Linked DNA regions of Homo sapiens: region 2 is linked to region 1. A link is an interaction called in ENCODE POLR2A ChIA-PET data of the cell type or tissue named here. Cell type or tissue: GM12878. All regions are shown on one strand.

Region 1 (2,500 bases):
CTCCAGCCTGGGTGACAGAGCAAGACTCCATCTCAAAAATGAAGAATTCACTAAAGGTTTGAGGGAAGAGATGGTATGTGATGAAAGTGATGTCTAAAACTGATTAATATGTATGCATGATGGATCTAAGAAAAAAGACTGACATCTAGAAATAAAACTAGGAGATTAGTTTATTAATCTAGAGAGGAGAGATAAAAGTCTAGGGCAGGGTGGAAAAAAGAGACTTACAGTGAAGGCATTTAAAAGAAAATCAGCATGAACCTTGAACACTTTATGCTAAGTGAAAGAAGCCAGTCATAAAAGACTACATATTATATGATCATATTTACATGAAAGCTCCAGAATAGGCAAATCTATAAAGACAGAAAGTATATATATATATATATATATATATATATATATATCTTTTTTTTTTTTTTTTTTTTTGAGTCGGAGTTTTTGTTCTTGTTGCCCAGGCTGGAGTGCAGTGGCACCATCTCAGCTCACTGCAACCTCTGCCTCCTGGGTTCAAGCAATTCTCCTTCCTTAGCTTCCCGAGTAGCTGCGATTACAGGCATACACCACCATGCCCGGCTAATTTTTTTGTATTTTTAGTAGAGATGGGGTTTCACCATGTTGGCCAGGCTGGTCATGAACTCCTGACCTCAGGTGATCTGCCCGCTTCGACCTCCCAAAGTGCTGGGATTACAGGCATGAGCCACTGCATCTGGACAGAAAGTAAATTATTGGTTCCTTGGGCTTGCAGGGGCATGGCAGAGGGAAAACAGAAGTGACTACTAATGGATATAGAGTTTTTTCAGAGGGTTAGTGGAATGCCCTAAAATCGATTGTGGTGATGTTTCACAACTCTGAATAAACTAAGAACCATTGAATTGTAGACTTTAAATAGGTGAATCACATGGTATGTGAATTATATCTCAGTATAGCAGTTATTTTAAAAGAGGGGGAATAAATGAAATGTGGTGAATGACGGGATATACGTATTTAATGGAGAAAATGAGTCATTCACTATAAACTCCATAAGTTCCAGTTTGATTCTTACTGAAATAATAAAAATAACCACTAGTACCATTATTAATACTGTTTTAGGAGCCCTGGGTGATGCAACAAGAAATGAAACATAAACAAGAGATATAATACTAGAAAAACCAAAAGAATCACCTAGAAGTAATTAGCATCAATGGAAATTCAGTAATTATTGTCATATAGTAAATGCACACAAATGTCAATATATTCTAATATACCAGCAATAGCTAATAAGAAAAATATACAAAAGTTTAACCTTAAACTAAATAATAAATGTGAGTAGCTTGTACAAGGAAATAAATTTGTATTAAGCAATAATAAGTGAAGATTTAATAAAATGGAGATATGTATCACATTGTTTTAAAGGAAGACTGAATATTATACAGATACCAATCCCCAGAGCTTATTAAGGTCCCTATTTAAGAATAAATATACATTGCTAACAGTGTAAATTTGGTGAAATATTTCAAGAGCCTTCAAAATGTTCACACCCTTTCTCCAAGGACTAAATAGAGAAAAAACTTTATGCACAAGATGCTCAAACTTCTCCTTTAGAGCCTAGATAATAACTCTCATGTCTTCCTCAAGGTCTTCTCTTCCCAGTTTCATCAACCTTTACTCACCTGGTTTCCAGACTGTTCTCTATCCTGGTTGTTTCCCCCTAAATGGACTATAGTTTGTTAGTGCCTCTCTTTAAATGCCTCATTAAGTTTGGTTGTTTAGAGAAGAGTAAAATGAGAAAACCAAACTCAACTGAAGTGCTACCATCACAATTTAGAAATAACCCCATCACGCATTAAAAAGTGTTTACTGGTGGTTGCATATATGATTTGGTAGTGGCTGTTTCTTAGAAAGTATATCTCATGTGTTGGTATTAGGAGCATGCCTTACTGGGGTTTATTGGAGTTAATGGTTCCTCAGAGAACATAAATAAAAGAAGGTCTATCTATGGCTTCCTAAAGGTAATGGAGAGAAAAGTAAGTTGAAGAATGGTGGGAAATGTATGCTTGACTCAAAACAGCCAGGATAATTTCTACCCCCTTTACTAAGAAAATAAATTCTACTCTTACAAAGCCTTCTTCAGTTTAATGCAAAATTATTATACATTGTTTTTTCAAATGCAAAAACACAGCTATATACAAAGTGACAATTTGCTTGCACCAGGAGATACATAATAAGAAATAGAAAATGAGTTTGGAGAGCTTATATATATATATATAAACTTTGTATATAGTTGTGTTTTTGCTTTTCTAATATATATATATATTTTTTTTGCTTTTCTGACTTATTGCCCTCCCTAGAGTTAACCACCATTATATTTATTTATCTCTTTTTCATAGAAAAGTTATTCTTTTATTATTTTAAGGAGGTAATACATTGCCCAATATGCCAAAGCAGTAGGGAATTAGAGGCAGTGAATGGCCAGGTTTTTTTTAAGAGCCTCATGCTGCATCTCTGAGGTCCTATCTGCCCA
Region 2 (2,500 bases), 140 kb after region 1:
CTGGAGTGCTGTGGTGCAATCTTGGCTCACTGCAACCTCCACCTCCCGGGTTCAAGTGATTCTCCTGCCTCAGCCTCCCAACTAGCTGGGACTACAGGCACGCATCACCATGCCCGGCTAATTTTTGTATTTTTAGTAGGGACTGGGTTTCACCATGCTGGCCAGGCTGGTCTCAAACTCCTGACCTTGTGATCTGCCCCCCTCGGCCTCCCAAAGTTCTGGGATTACAGGCGTGAGCCACCACACCCAGCCTCTACCTAAAGCTTCTAAAAGGATTCATGACTACTTCCTTTCAAAAAGAAAGCAAATATACTACCATTTGAATCTAAAAAATAACTAATGTTTACAGAAGAAGCCATATTATGAATCAGTACCTATGTCATGATAAAGTTTAATTAGGAATTTTCAATGAAGTCCAGGAAAATTAAGTACCAAAATCAAAGAGGAGCAGGCTTCACACACACACCTCCCCCGCCCCAAATCAAGATGTGCTACTATGTATTTAAATATAAGAAAACCAAGATGTGCTACTGTGTAAATATAAGAAATATCCAAGGCGGCTGGGCATGGTGGCTCATGCCTGTAATCCCAATACTTTGGGAGGCTGAGGCTGGCAGATCATGAGGTCAGGAGTTCGAGACCAGCCTGACCAACCCAGTGAAACCCCATCTCTACTAAAAATACAAAAAAATCAGCCAGGCGTGATGGCGTGCACCTCTAGTCCCAGCTACTCGGGAGGCTGAAGCAGAAGAATCGCTTGAACCCAGGAGGCAGAGGTTGCAGTGAACCAAGATCACACCACTGCCCCCCAGCCTGGTCAACAGAGCAAGACTACATCTCAAAAAAAAAAAAAAAAATCCAAGGCAACTAGGATAACAGAAATGATAAGATATAGAGAAAAAAGCCAAATAAGCCCAAGTAACAAGCTGGCACTCCCTCAACTCAGGGGTTTTAGGGTGGGCATGTGACTTACAGCTGGCCAATCAATTACATTTCTCTTGGGACTTCCCAAGAACCAAAGGAGAAAGGCAGGGCTGTACTCTAGCACTGCTAGCCAGCCAGGAGCTGCCACCGAGGCTGAGGCAGGAGAATTGCTTGAGCTCAGGAGGCAGAGGTTGCAGTGAGCCGAGATGGCGCCACTGCACTCCAGCCTGGCAACAGAGCAAGACTCTGTCTCAAAACAAAAAAAAAAAAAACAAAAAACTCCTAAGAATGTTTGAAACTAGAAGAAATAGTTTTTGATATCATGGTTAGGGGTTATGTATAAAATTGTATTTTAAGACCCACCAGTTTTGTATTATCAATTTAAATTGCAACTTAATTCGAAAGCATGATAGTATGATGGGGGGCAAGTAAGACAAAAAAAAATTAAACTCAGGTCTTAATATAAACACCCCCCTCAGGGGAAGAAATCTGTAAGATCCACTGACATTGAACACTGCTTCTCCTTGAATCTATCAGCCATCTCAATTTCACAGATGTTAATTAAAAATGTAAAAATATGGAACTTAGAATAAATGAAATGCATTATTACTAAAGGCTAAAAGTGTTAAAATTATGCAATTGTAAACTGTAAAGAAATTATTTTTCTTGTCAAAATATTAAAGGGAGAGGGCAGCAACCAAGAAAGTAACTGACAGAAGCAGCATATTTCAGAGAAAGAGATTGAGTTCAACATATTGATTTCAATATATCCCAATTAAACAGGAGACATTGGCAGTTTCTGGGCCAACTGCTGGGCATCTGTTTATTTAAAGGCTTACTGCATTTACTGACCTGCTCTACCATACTGCACACTGTATTAGTCTTACGGTCCATAACACAAACATTTCAAACCTCTCAACTATGATGTAAACGCTGAGATTTTATCTAAGTTCACACGTTCCACCCATCAGGTAAGTCTTACCTGATGGGTCTTGAGCTGCCCTGCCTCATCTGAGGTCACACAGTACCAGCCAAGCTCCAGTCTCATGCTCACTCATGCCTTGCTTTTGCTTTCCTAGCTTCTGACAATCCTAAATCTGGTTTCCGAAACACTGCTCTACCTCCTTCTATGTCAGTGTTCAGTCTTGCTTTAACTTACCTTCACGCCTCAATCTATGTTTTAGTGATCGTGACTGAGCTGTGACATTTCATATGCTATAGTATACCTTTCTCCCTTTGTGTATTTCTTAATAGCACTTAACTCCTTTTTTAGACTTTTAAGAGTATTTCTGGGTGGAGTGCAGTGACTCACACCTGTAATCCCAGCACTCTGGGAGGCTGAGGCAGAAGGATCACTTGAGAACAGTTCAAGACCAGCCTGGGCAACATAACATAGTGAGACCCCCATCTCTACAAAAATTTTTTAAAAGATTAGTTGGGTGTGGAGGCACATGCCTGTAGTTCCAGCTATTTGGGAGGCTGAAGTGGCAGGATAACTTGAGCCCAGGGATTTGAGGTTACAGTGAGCTCTAATGGCACTACTGTGCTCCAGCCTGGGCGACAGGCAGAGTTGTGA

The links. Peaks named below come from ENCODE experiments on the same cell type or tissue, not always from the same donor. Only the 100,000 strongest peaks of a DNase experiment are listed, where the experiment ranks them.
Region 2: POLR2A ChIA-PET joins it to region 1 with 10 read pairs; 3 of 35 experiments call an interaction of 5 or more read pairs at or near these places.

Annotation. Positions count from the first base shown.
Region 1 is chr2:207,863,708-207,866,207 of GRCh38, reverse strand. The region is part of intron 6 of PLEKHM3 (pleckstrin homology domain containing M3); the gene reads left to right. Among named protein-coding and RNA genes, the nearest start is that of FZD5, 95 kb to the right of the region's middle. In GM12878, no CTCF peak of the experiment used is centred here; no DNase peak of the experiment used is centred here.
Region 2 is chr2:207,720,431-207,722,930 of GRCh38, reverse strand. All of the region lies in intron 1 of CCNYL1 (cyclin Y like 1), which reads right to left. Among named protein-coding and RNA genes, the nearest start is that of CCNYL1, 10 kb to the right of the region's middle. In GM12878, no CTCF peak of the experiment used is centred here; a DNase peak (open chromatin) is centred at 974; H3K27ac peaks cover 263 bases.